Linked DNA regions of Homo sapiens: all the other regions are linked to region 2. A link is a contact called in ENCODE Hi-C or POLR2A ChIA-PET data. All regions are on one chromosome and are shown on one strand. The core of a region is the stretch at or near the end of the contact, and the rest is flanking DNA. Distances in the headings are between cores, read along the strand shown.

Evidence for each region. A loop is a pair of places that touch in the nucleus more often than their neighbours do. ChIA-PET counts read pairs that join two places held with the same protein, here RNA polymerase II (POLR2A). Pooled maps may share reads with other maps.
Region 1: a map with no recorded cell type shows a loop between it and region 2 (4-fold over the local background). The contact joins the enhancer-like site here to the promoter of CDC42EP4 in region 2. A Hi-C loop is called at or near these places in 3 of 37 single-sample maps with no recorded cell type and 3 of 50 pooled maps. POLR2A ChIA-PET finds 5 or more read pairs at or near these places in 3 of 52 experiments (A549, GM10248 and K562).
Region 3: a pooled map shows a loop between it and region 2 (8-fold over the local background). The contact joins the enhancer-like site here to the promoter of CDC42EP4 in region 2. A Hi-C loop is called at or near these places in 5 of 37 single-sample maps with no recorded cell type and 5 of 50 pooled maps.

The regions. Positions count from the first base shown.
Region 1 is chr17:72,616,533-72,620,825 of GRCh38, forward strand. It overlaps LINC00511 (long intergenic non-protein coding RNA 511), which reads right to left. Exons shown (of 5, transcript NR_033876.1): 3 at 1,784-2,032. Among named protein-coding and RNA genes, the nearest start is that of LINC00511, 22 kb to the right of the region's middle. Within about 2 kb of position 1,544, at least 6 of the 41 ENCODE cell types and tissues checked have a DNase peak (open chromatin) inside an H3K27ac peak, as active enhancers do.
Region 2 is chr17:73,309,954-73,314,251 of GRCh38, forward strand. CDC42EP4 (CDC42 effector protein 4) reads right to left here and starts at 2,048. Exons shown (of 2, transcript NM_012121.5): 1 at 1,940-2,048. RefSeq lists silencers at 797-926, 937-1,486, 1,937-2,196, 2,267-2,426.
Region 3 is chr17:72,418,695-72,423,288 of GRCh38, forward strand. LINC00673 (long intergenic non-protein coding RNA 673) reads right to left here. Exons shown (of 4, transcript NR_152516.1): 3 at 2,006-2,372. Among named protein-coding and RNA genes, the nearest start is that of LINC02003, 78 kb to the left of the region's middle. RefSeq lists enhancers at 2,253-3,452, 2,843-2,902, 2,953-3,082, 3,696-4,105, 4,186-4,495. Within about 2 kb of position 2,642, at least 15 of the 41 ENCODE cell types and tissues checked have a DNase peak (open chromatin) inside an H3K27ac peak, as active enhancers do.

The DNA of each region.
Region 1 (4,293 bases), core at 294-2,793, 690 kb before region 2:
GGTGAAGAATGGAGAAAAATCAAAGAACAGCACATGCAACGATGCATTGGTGATCTCCTTCCTGCTAACCCTGTGGCCAAGAACACAAAGCAAACACGACCCCCAACAGAGAAGGCAGGGGAGGAGCCCACCAGTCAAACCAGCATTCCCTAGTCCCCGCCTGATCATTGAACAGACTTGAGGGGGCGCAGCATCTTTTACCTGGTCTCAGAATTTCTGCCAGTCTTGGCATGTTGGGGGCTTGGGAGGTTGCATTTTGGGTTTTGTTTTATGGCTTAATCTGGACCTCAATTCAGTCAAGTCAATGAGAGCAGGGACAGTCCCCAGTCACCATCTCAGGACCATGGCAAAATGTAATGAGCTTTTTCAGGAATTTAAAGTACTCACAGAAGGGCCTTCTGCAAAAATGAAGCATGACCCAATGAGTGTAGCCCAGCGCAGTGAGGGTGGACAACTTCAAGGCCATTGTTTTTCAGGGGGCTGTGGCAGCCAAGAGTTGCTGGGCCCTGTACAACCGTCAAAGTACTCCCAGGAATGCCACTGGTCTTTCCACAGTTGTCCAGGGGTGGAGAATCCACTGAGGGTCAATGACTCTGTTACAGTCATGTCAGTACCTTAAAGGTTTGTGGTGGGGGGCTGTGGAGGAGTTGGGGAGGGATTATATCTGTAGTGTGTGCGTGTATGTGATGTGCATGTGCATGTATGTAATGTGTGTGTAGATGTGTGTGATGTGCAATGTTTGTGCATATGCGTGTGCTTGTACCTGTATGTGATGTGTATGCATGGCATGTATGCATATATATAATGTGTGTGTGTACGTGTGTGCCTGTGTGTGTGTGTATGACACACCAGCTGATCAATGCCAGAACAAGAAGACCAAGGAAGATTCCAGAGATAAGACTGTCCTACATCTCTGATTGATGGGCATCTTTGAAGACGTAGGCTAGCATCTAGAGGCTTCGAGAGGAAGCTCTGCAATTTCAATTCCTGTCTCTGCTACTTCGGAGCTACGTTACCTTGGGCAAGATGTTTAATTTCAGCAAGACCCAGTTTTTCTCGTCTCTGTAGAGGGGCAATAAAAGGACCTACCTGTGGGTTTCAGGAATTAGTGAATTCATGGAAAGCACCTAGCACTGGGCACAGAGCAAGCACACAGATGTTGCCTGTTCCAATTATCACTGCTTCAGGAGACAGTTCTTCCTGGAGTCTAACCTAAGGCTGCCTGCCTCCTTCCCTGCCTCCGAGGGACTCCATTCCCCTGATCACCATCTCTGTGTGACACAGTCCTCTTGACTTTAGCTGCTTGTCTTTGGGAATGTCAAAACTCAACACTCCAGCTGTCCCCGGTTCATGTAGCCCAGCCAGGAAGGAACCGGGGGAGCTGATCACCAACTCTCAGCCTCACACGTACCTCGGGGACCCCAAAACATTTTCTGGTGGCCCAGCAGACTGAAAAAGTCTGGCTGGGGTTTTCCCCCTTTGTGCCTGCAGCCAATGCCAGCTGAGGCTTTCCCTCCTAATTCCCCAGATGCCTGACGGCGTTATTGCCACAATAAAGCAATGACAGTCCCCTATCAGCTCTCAATCAGCCTAGCCTGCCCTTCACAACCGGTTTGTCAGACCGCCCCGCCCTTCCTCGTTGTTAGCTCTCTGCTTGCTTATCTGCTGCTGGAGACAGAAGTCTCTGGTTTAATTGTGGCAAATTAATGATTGAACTCCACAGCCAACTCCTCCCCAAGTGCACGACAATCCCTCCCATTGAAGGCGCCAAGAAGGAACTCACTGTCATCGCCGAGACCAGAGTCAGCGGGTGAAGGCAGCGACCAGTTCTGGAACCACATTCAGTCCCACACCCAAGCAGCTGAGCGAAACTCTTCCTCCTCCACGAGGCCTCTCCCAGCCCTTCAGTTCATGACGCCTTGGTGAGAGAGGTCTGTATAGCAACACGGCTGCACTGAAGCTTCCTTTGTAGGTCGATCGATGGTGCTGTGCCACATAAATCACCAGCTTATTTCTCCTGGCATGTGAGCACCTATGCCCGATGAGAGCAGATACATAATCAGTGTTGAGTTAATGAAGGAGCACAGATGAGTCTCCTCTCCCGACTCAATCAATTTTATTGTATAATGGTGGCTATATATTTAATAACATGTAACTCACAGGCTCGGTTTCAAGCACTTCCTCCTAATAACTCTACGAGGTAGGTACTGTTGCCATCAACACCTGTTTTACAGATGAGGAAACTGAGGCACTGAGAGGTTAAGTTGCATGTGTAAGACTCTAATGAGTGGCAAACTAGGATTCAGACTCAGCGTCCACACACCTAAGCATCACAGTATACCCCACCCATGAGGATGCTACCCTTATATAAAATGGTAAAATGAAAACCTGGACTCTACCACCCAACTGAAGATCTAGAAGATGATCCATGCCTCACTCTGACTTTCTTTTTCTTTTTTTTTTTGAGACGGAGTCTTGCTCAGTAACCCAGGCTGGAGTGCAGTGGCGCGATCTCAGCTGACTGCAAGTTCCACCTCCCGGGTTCACGCCATTCTCCTGCCTCAGCTTCCCGAGTACCTGGGACTACAGGCGCCTGCCACCACGCCCGGCCAATTTTTTTGTATTTTTAGTAGAGATGGGGTTTCACCATGTTAGCCAGGATGGTCTCAATCTCCTGACCTCATGATCCTCTCGCCTCGGCCTCCCAAAGTACTGTGATTATAGGCACAAGCCACTGCACCTGGCCACTCTGACTTTCTTTATGCAGTCCTTCAGGTTGCCCTTCTTCTTCTTCTTCTTTTTTTTTTTTGAGATGGAGTCTCGCTTTGTTGCCCAGGCTGGAGTGCAGTGGCACGATCTTGGTGCACTGCAACCTCCGCCTCCCAGGTTCAAGCAATTCTCCTGCCTTAGCCTCCCGAGTAGCTGAGACTACAGGTGCGTGCCACCATGCCTGGCTAATCTTTTTATTTTTTAGTACAGATGGGCCAGGCTGGTCTCAAACTCCTGACCTCAGTGCTGGGATTACAGCTGTGAGCCACCACACCCGGCCTCAGTTGCCCTTCTCTCTTCTCCCCAGAACAACAAACACGCTGAATTTTATTACTCCCTTTATTTTCACTGTGGTTTTAATACATATGTACATGTCCCCAAATAACATGCTTAGCTTTATTTCTGAACTTCATAAAAATATATTTATGTTATATGGAGTCTGCAACTTCCCTACCCTGAAGTCACGAACATGTTTTTCTATATTTTCCTCCCTGCTCCTCCAGTGTTCTCTCTCTGCCTCGGCACTCCTAGGTATGACCTAAGCTATTTTAATTTGTATTTAAGGATATATTCTTTGCCAAATGTTATAGAGTTTACAAAATAGCTCCTTGTCCATCTCTTTCAGCACATAATCCCCACTCCTTTCTTTTTCTAACAATCTGGAAGGCTCTACAATGATGGCACCCATGTTTGACAAAGGGTTTCTGGGCACTTCTGAACAGCCTGGGAATGTATTAATAGTTGGGAACTGAGATCAATATGTCTTAGATGTTTCATGGCCTAAGGGACAACAGCACGGTATTGTGATGAGGCTAAGAACAGGCTTTGGAGTCAGGCGTTCCTAGGGTTGAATCCCTCGTGTCAATCAGCTGTTGACACAAGACTGTTGCAAACAAATGACTGGAACACTCAGTGGCTTAAAACAAGGGATATTTCATCCTGCATTTGCAGTCCTGCAAGGCTGACTGTGGTTCTGTGATCTACAATGGACTCAATGTGCAGCTTAGCTTGAGTATGCCTATTGACGGAGCTTGGATCCCAAGCCATGGGTTGGTATCCATTATCTACTGCTGTATAACTACCCCAAAACTTAGTACCTTAAACAACAATTACGATTTCTTTCTCATGATTCTTTGGGTTGCCTGGGCTGATCTGCTGATCTTGCCTGGGTTCGCTCATGTGGGTAGGGTCCAAGACAACCTCACCTGTGCAGCAGTTTGGTGCTGGTTACCCACTGGGGCTCTTCCATTCTCTTCCACGTGGCTTCTTCTCAAGCAAGCTAAACAGACTTCCTCACAATATGGTGGACCCAGGGTTCCAAAAGGGTGGGAGTCCAACATGCAAGATCTCTCAAGGGTTAGGCTCCAGAACCCACACCCTTTGCTTCTGCCACATTCTATTGGCCAAAGCAAGCCACAAGGCAGCCCCCAGGTGTGGGATGGTAGAGAAATAGACTCCCGCTCTTGATGACACAAGTGGCAACGTCACACTGCAAAGGGCCATGAATTGAGGTCCGTGTGATTC
Region 2 (4,298 bases), core at 798-3,297:
TGTGCAGCTCACACAGGGCAGTTGATGAGAGCAGGAACCGGCAGGGCACCCCCGCATTCAGTAGGCACTGGCTTCTCAGCAGAGATAGAGCCTCAGGAGATCCTGGTGGATGCCCTGTTATTGCCCCAGGAGCCCCTGGGGCTGCCAGGGGCTCTCTTAGGGCCTGGCTCAGTCCCAGCCAACTCCCGATTTCTGGGAGAAATCAGAAATCCGCAGCTCAGCAATCCCTTCCTTTGTGGCCTGTTCTTTGTTCTCTTAAAATTCAGTCCACCCTGCTGGTGGTCCCTCCTCCACCCTAGCCTCAGAAGCGGGCGGGGGCTGAGGGAGTTATTGGAAACCCAGACTGCCAAAGAAGTCGCCTTGCAGGAGGCCCCTGTCACCGGCCCCTCATTATTTACACTCGCTGGATGGGACATTTCTCTGGTACAGATGGCTGCTGGGGTTCGGACGAGAGAGAGATTTTCCCTCCAGCACCCTGGACCCTCAGGGGAGGGCAGGGGGCTTCGCAGCGACGGGGGCTCCCAAGGACTCCACCCGGATCCAGCTGCTCAGCTATCTGGGCAAACAGTGGGCACCGGGCACACAGTAAGGGATGTGGGAGCCGGTCAGATTGCAAGGGGTGGGAGTCGTGGAGAGAGAGAAGTTCCAGAGGCAACGAGAAAAGAAAAGGCATTGTATTTCCCCTCCATTCTCCCAGGGAGAAAAAGAAAACTTCCAAAGCCGAGGCCGCAGTCACTGGGAAAACACAGGGAACCTGGTTTGAGTTAGCAGCGAGCACCCCTCCCCCAGTCACACACACACACACACACACACACACACACACACACACACACACACACACGCACTTCAGTCCTCTCCCAGGAAGCTGGCTCAGCCTCAGCCCCGGCTCCCGCCCAGCTCTCCAGCCCTCCCGGCCGGGGCACTCACCGGCTGACGGGATCCCCGCGGGCAGGATGGCTCCTGGGGGACGCGCCGGGGGCAGGGGGCAGTTTTGTAACCCCGGCTGGGGGCGCTCCGGAGAGGGGGCGGGGCCAGGGACGGCCGATCCGCGCGCACCCGCCCCAAGCGGGCGATTAAATCATTAACCGACCGCTCCCGCCTGCGATCCCGCTGAGCGCGCTGAGCTCGGGGCGCACTAGCCCAGGAGCGGCCGTCTCCCCGGCTCCAAGGGGGCGGGTGGCTCGACTGCCCTCCCCCCGCACCCCGCCAGGAGGCGCCTCGGCCTCCCGGGCTTCCGAGGGAGCGGGCGGGGCGGGAGCCTGGCGGGGGAGGGAAGGGTTCGCGGGGCGGGAGTAGGGGAAAGGAGGACCATTTGTTCCTTCGGCCATTCCCTTCCAGACAGCTCCTTCCCTCTGGCTTCCCGGCCGGGTGACATTGGGTGGCGTGTGCTGCAGTGTGTGTACGAGAGCGAGATGTGTACACGCCTCTGCCCGTACAGGCGGAGAATTCGGTTCTTATTCATGGAGAACTCCGGGCGCACACACGCCCCCCTCGCGGAGATCGCGGGCCGCGCGCCGCCGATTGCTGCGCTCCTGCCCACACCGACACACACCCCATTCCTGGGAAGGGGGAGGCCCTTTAAAACCGGCCCCCAACCCCCTCAGCGGCACCCTTGGCCAGGGCCGGGAGTTCCAGCGTGGAGAGAGGAAATGGAGTCCCGGCAACGCTGCGCCCGGCTCCCTGCCACCTCCTCCTCCACACATCCCGCTCTGCCAGGACACTAGGTGCGCAGCTTAGGGTCCCAGGCACCGCGGTGGGCGCGGTGAAAAGCGCGAGCGCCGAGAAGTGGGGGCTCCGCGCCCTTCTCCCCGCGCCGCGGCCTCGCATCCCCAGCTTCGATCCTCTCTGCCCCACAGGGGGACTCGAGACCCCCAAGCCCACCCAGGGCACCCAGCGCGAAGGCGGCTACCACAGACAGAGGCGGTTGCCCGTCGCCTACCTCGGTCCCCGGAGACCCGAGCTCTGGGCCGGCTGCGCTGTCCCCTTCGTGGGCTCCGCGCGGCGGAGGGGCTGGCGGCCCCTGTCAGCGCCGGCGTTTGTTTCCCTCTGGCTCTCGGGCTTTCAGGGCTGGGAGCCTCCAGGACACTCCCCTTCCAGGCTCCGCCCGCGCCCGCCCCGCGCAACCCTCCCCGCGCACCCCTCTGCGCTGATGTCACGGCGCCGCAGCAGCCAATGGCCGTCGGGAACCTCTGCCCGACTGCTCGGCCTCCTCGGTTCAAACTGAAAGCCTGAGACTTTCCCAACTCCGTATGGGGCAGCCTGGGCCCGCCCGGCTTCCGGGAGACACTCCCGCCCCAGCCTGCGCTCCGGCCGCGAACCCCCACTGGGGCCCCCAGGGCCAGGGGCGCGTCTCCCTCCGGGGGCCTGGCGCGAGGCTCTTTTGAGGCTCTTCCCCATTCGAGCCGGGGCAAGAAACCAAGAACTCCAGCCCGGGTGGCGTTCCTCGTTCCTGCTCCCTCCCGGACCTGCTAACCACCTGGCTGCAGTACTGTCGGGAGATGGGGCAGGAGGGCTGGCGCCACCAGCTTCGTGGGTGCCATCCCAGACTCTCGCTGTAAACGAGGGAGCGGGGAGGAGCCGGCCAGCCCCGAGGCCAGGCTTGGACTGGGCGTCAGAAATGTTTCTACAGGGTGACAGCCCTTGAGCTCCCCGCATCCCCGTCTGTGCCTTTGCCTCCTAAGTATCAGCTGAGGCTAAATTTGCACCAGGTGAACGTCAAGGAGGATCAACTCCTGAGTCCCAGAGCCTGAATCCAAGTCCCAGGCCTTGGACTCTATTCTTTTTAGAGGAATAGTTTCAGTTGAAATGATCATTATCAAGGTAGAATGCCAGCTGCGAAGTAGTCAACTAAAGTGGACAAGGCGCAAAGTGAAAAGTTCCCTTGCCTCTAGCTGAACCCCACCCTCGGTTTTTAAAGGAAGTGAGGGTGAAGGCCCCAGACTTTCCCCATGGCTGCGAGGTCCCTAAGCCCTCAGGAACATTCTGCTTTCTGGGGACAGCACATTTCCGTTTCCCTCTGCAGTGCGACAGCAACCAGCTCTTGAGAGCTAATGGTTTGGCCACTCCATCCTGCTGTGAAAATTAAGTTCTGGGCTGGGCGCAGTGGCTCATGCCTGTAATCCTAGCATTTTGGGAGGCCAAGGCAGGTGGGGGGTCACTTGAGGTCAGAAGTTTGAGACCAGCCTGGCCAACATGGCGAAACCCCATCTCTACCAAAAATACAAAAATTAGTCGGGCATGGTGGTGGGCGCCTGTAATCCCAGCTACCCAGGAGGCTGAGGCGGGACAATCGCTTGAACCTGGGAGGTGGAGGTTGCAGTGAGCCGAGATCGCGCTATTGCACTCTAGCCTGGGTGACAGAGGTAGACTCCATCTCAAAAAAAAAAATAAATGAATAATAAGTAAAATCAAATTCTGAACTGGACATCTGGAGGGAAAGGTAGGGTTTGGAGCCACTTGGGAGGCAGACACTGTGGATTCAAACCCTGGCGGGGTTATCATGGATGTAAACCAAAAAGTGACTAAGGCAGATCTCAATCAAATAGAGGTTTAGTTAGCCAAGGTTGAGGATCCACCGGGGAAAAATCACCTTTTTTCCAAAAAGGTTTTGGGAACTTCTGTATTTAAAAGAGAAAAAGCAAGCAGGAAAGGAAAAGAAGAGGGAGAGAGGGAGGAAAGGCATTGAGGTCACAAGCGTGTGAGGCTCTGATTTAGTGTCTGTAAGTCTACATTTTACATGTGAAAGGGAATAGAAGAAAAAGTCAATGATGCATTGTCTCCTACTCAGTACGTCTAAGGGGAGCAAAGGAAACCCTGTGTCAACAGGGTTGTGAAACTGCAGCTATCTGGGAACAAAAGGAAAGCAGCTTCTGTGGTTTCCAAGCTTAACGTCCCCCCCAGCCCCGCCCCTTTTTTTTTTTTGGAGACAGGGTCTTGCTCTGTTGCCCAGGCTGGAGTGCAGTGCTGCAATCGTAGCTCACTATAGCCTTGGCCTCCTGGGCTCAAGCGATCCTCCCACCTCACCCTCCTGAGTAGCTGAGACTACAGGTGTGCGCCACCATGCCCAGCTACATATTTTGTACTTTTTCTTTTGTAGAGACAGGGTTCTGTCATGTTGCCCAGGCTGGTCTCAAACTCCTGAGCTCAAGCAATCCACCCACCTCAACCTCCAAAAGTGCTGGGATTAAACTTTCCCTTTGACATAGTGAATTTGGGGTCCCGAGATTCTATTCCCTTTCACATGGGGAAGTCGCTAATTCCCACCTCTGACCCTTAGCTAGCCTGGCTGTCCTTATGTG
Region 3 (4,594 bases), core at 1,392-3,891, 890 kb before region 2:
CTCCCACCAGGATCCTCTACAAAAAAATACAAAAATTAGCTACCTGTGTGGCTAATTTTTGTAGAGACAGAGTCTCCCTATGTTGCCCAGGCTGGTCTTGAACTCCTGGGCTCAAGCAACCCGCCCACCTCTGCTTCCCAAAGTGCTGGGATTACAGGTATGAGCCACCATAGCCAGCCTCCCTGCTCTCTCTCTATTTCAGTCCATTTTTTTCTCTAAGTTTCAGTAACTCCACGAGGTCTTCTCTGATTCTTCCAGGTCCCATCCCTTCACAGAACTTTTCTGTAGTCTGCATCCCACAATTCAGCCATAATGCCATACTCTCATCCCCTGTTCATTGCCCAGGACCTACAGATGGAAGTATCCAAAGGCAGATGGACACTCCCTAAACGGATGAACTTCCCAACAACTGCAGTTGCCAATGTTAGAATGGGTGGCCTCAGGAGAGATAAAATTCTCCATCATTAAAGTGTCCAAGCAGAAAGCACCTATCTGGACAGGCTGGGAGGATGTTGTGGGTCTGAATGGGAGATGGAATGAGGTGGTCAAAAAGAGTCTGATTTTATTAAATATGAGAACAAAGACTGTACTCAAATAACTTAGCACAGTGCTGAGCACTGAAAAGGCACTAAGCAGATGGGTATTATCCCACTAGGGATGTTCCTTTAAATCTCAATCTTCCTCCTTTCAACAAATGCATGGAACTATACAAAGCAAAATAAACCATGAGAAAGAAAATGCTAAGTCTGAGACTATTTGTATATTCAATGGCCATTTGCAGACCACCTCCTTGGTATACTGCACTATGGGATAGAATCTGACACTCTTCTGCAAGTCTCTCTTCTTTGATGGCAAGGTGACAAGCAGGGCATGGTCGCATGAGCCTGTAATCCCAGCTACTGAGGAGGCTGAGGTGGGAGAATCACTTGAGCTTGGGAGTTCAAGACCAGCCTGGGCAACATGGTGAGACCCCATCTTCAATTTTTTTAAAAAGCAGCAGCAGAAGCAGCAGGTGATAAACCAGGGCAAATCCTATGCCAGGAGACACCTAAATCAGCACCCCCAATGGTTATGTGACCTGAGAAAGGAACTCCATGCCACCAGAATGTCTAGATGAGCAGTTGGAGGGTCCCTTGGCAAAACCTAAGAGATGGGGTTCTGGGATCTATTTTTGCGCCTGCCCAACCCACTAAGAAAGGGAGAGAAGGCAGAGGAGCTGCTCTCTGCAGCTGCCAAGGGCAGGCTGTCTGCTCATGCTGGAGCCCAGACAAAGCACACCCACCCGGTGGTGATTTATCAGCCGTGGGAGGCCCAAGAAGCTCTTAAGCCGCAGGTGGGTGCCTGTAAAGCCACCCTCCCTGGGGAGCACAGACCTCAGGCCTTGCTCTGCTGCTAATCACCATAAGCACCCCGGTGCCTCAACCCCGATCTGGGTGGCCCTTAACCACTCCCAAAGCCCTGTCACATGCTCAGTGATCTCAGCCGGCCTCACATAAACCCTGTCAAGTAAGCAGGACAGGTGTTGTTATTATTCCCACTTTACAGATGGGGAAAACTCTGGGGGAGCAGTTCGATGGCTTGCTCAGGGCCACCCAGGGAGCACATGTCCCAATTCCTCCCATAGACTAGGCAGGCAAGTGGCATCGCCACTCCCTCTGTGCTGCCTGCCAGCACTTGAGGGTTTTACAAAGGTGGCAACAAATACCAGGGATGTCTCTTCCCCCTGGGCCCTGGGTCCCTTTTTGGACACTGGGGAGCCTGACTCACTAAAACTCCTGTGTCTTTCTGTTCAATCATCCTCCCTCCTCCTGCTTGACAGTTTGGAAGTGGAGGGGCAGGGCCCTGGCAGGAGTAGACATAGCTTGTGCCCAGGCTGAGCCTCCCCCAGGAGCAGTAAAACATGCCTTTTGGGATCTGAGAGGAGAAGCTGCCCATTCTGTACTTTTCCAGACGTGGAGAAAGAAAGGAGAAGGCAGAGCAGATTTGAACTCCTGGCTCAACTCACCAGCCCTGTAGAGGTCCTCAGAGATGAGCCTTGTATTTCACTAAGCAGCCCCAGGAAGCGGTTTGGGGGACTTCAGAGCAGAATGGAGCAAGAGGAACACTGCCCTTGTTGGGGGCCGGAAGTCGGTGGGGTGTGAGTTAGTGATCCTCAGGTCAAGGGCCTCCACGGGAGGATGGGACCCCTGGACCCACATAACCCACGCTTCCCAAAGGCCTTCACTGCAGATTCGACGGAGCCGCAGGAACCAGGACTCAGGAGGTGGCACCTGCAGGGCCGGGAGGAGAGGGACATGCAAATGAGGCCAGGCCATCCACAGCCCACTCCTCCTGGAAGCCCAGAGTCTGGCTGGCAACTTGAACCTGATCTTCTAAACAGGACAAAAAAAGAAAAAAAAGTTGTGATTTCCCCTGACCAACCCATTTCTTTTTCCCCCTTCCCCAACCCCTGTGGAATTTGCACCCTCAAGAGGCACCTGGGGAGCCACCAGCAACTAAGAGTTCAAGGGGCTCCTCTGCATTTGGGGTCAGGCAGAGAGGAGCCACAGCAAGGGAAGGTGAGTGGACAGTTGCAAGCTGTGAAAAGCCAAGTTGCCTCCAGGCATCTAGGCCTGCGTTTGGTTCCCATGACACTCTTACTGGCAGCGTTAATAACTAACCACGTCCCAGACAGGTGCTGGCGGCCTAGCCTTAGGAGTTCTTGTTCAGGGCTGGAAATGAGTCACTTCCCTTTTATAGTTTGCTAGGAGACTGAGTCACCCAGGGGCCGACCCTTTCACACAAGTTCTCACACCCTGGCCAACTAATATCCATGTTCATACCCTAGACCTACCCATCTACCAGGTCAGCCAGGCCCAGTGGGGCTGACCCTCATGGTCTATGTCAAACAGCATCCCCAGGAGTGACCCAGTCCCTGCCTTTTCCCTTTGTCCCCCTACTCTCTCAATGGAGATGGCCCACTCACTGTCCCAAGAGGCAGCTCCTGCCTGGGCAGCTGTCTGAGAAGGACAGAGTCTGACAGGTAGGCGCCCATGCCCAAGGCCCAGTTAGATCCACCTCATCTTTGACCTTACTCTAAACATTGCTCTCATACGTCCTCAATCCTCTGTTTGGAAACCAAAAACACCAGAAGTGGAAAGTTCCAGAGCTGATGAACTAAAGGACAAAACTGCGATGCAGCAAGTCAGCTTCAACCCTCTCGGGAAGGGCAGAGGCTGAAAGCAGGTAAACTGAGGCCTGTGACTGTTAATACACTCCCCTACTTCAGGAGTCAGGTGGGAGGCAGGAGAGGTAGGTCATCGAGTCCAAGGCTCTGAGCACCCACATTCGTCAGGTGGCTCTGGTGTCAGTCTCTCAGGACTAATCTCCTGATAGACAACAAATAAACATCATTAGAGAAAACAAGCTCATATGCATTTTTCAGTAACCCTTCTTTCCCCACTCTCGTATGGCCTCTCTTATGTTTGCCAGCAGGTGGGTACCCATGCCCAAGACCCAGTGACATCCATCTCACCTTTGACCTTTACCCTAAACATTGCTCTCATAACTCCTCAACCCAAGGGGTGCATTTGGTCTTTTTTAATTTAAAAAATTAATTTTTCTTAATTAAAAAAGAGTGTATGTAAGAGAAAAAGAAATAATGAAACTAAAAAACAGGAGGTTAAAAAAAAAAAAACCTCCCCGAAATAGTTTGGGGATTTACTTTTTTTTTTTTAATCCTCAGAAAGTCCCTCTTGCTACCTGGTTTCTAAAACAGACAATCAACAGAGATGACATCAGATTAAACAGCACTGGGTGTCTCACTGCCAGGGGCTCCAGGCAGGTGTGAGACTGACAGGTTGAGAAAAGATGACACTATTTCTTCCCTTAGAAGATGAAAACCAAGGAGGAGAAATGACAGCAGAGGCTGAGCCCCGGGTGTGGTGGGAAACGTGACACCCTGCCAGCCGTTGGCCTTTTGGGTGAACTCTGCTCGCTCCTCTGCATGGGACGACACTGCAACCCGGCGCTTGTTAGTTCCCCCATCTCTCAGGTATCACAGCCAAACTCACCCCAAGGGCTCAGAAAGCTCAGCCTGTGGCTGTCTCACCTCCACAGAGCCCCCTGGACTTTCCAAGCCTGCATTTTGAACTCTGTTGGCTGCGGCCGTGGCTTTCACTTGACCTCTGCAGAGAGAGAGGGGCTTTCCCTGGGACACACGTCTTGCACATAGCAGCTAAGAGCGCCAGCCAAGCTTCGTCGATAGCACCAAGGGTCCAGATGCCAGGAGAGAGACTCCACCCCCAGAGGTGGCTCAAGAGTCCAAGTGAGTCATGAGGTCTGACCAGCGACCATAATGTCCCAGGGTGAAGTGGGAGGCCTGGAGATGGAGCCCGCTGCAGGGACAGGAACCACAGTGACTCACAGTTGGACCCCGAGGGGAAGTTCCATCTGCAAATCCTCTAAATGGCTCTGGTCCCCGGGTGAGCTCATCTGCACTGCCGCTGACACTCAGAACCAGGACTGGCTTCTTTCTCCCAGGGCCCGGGTTTTTCACTCTCAATTATGGTTATGGCAGAAACCAACATTCGAGCCGCAGCACCTCTCCCCTACC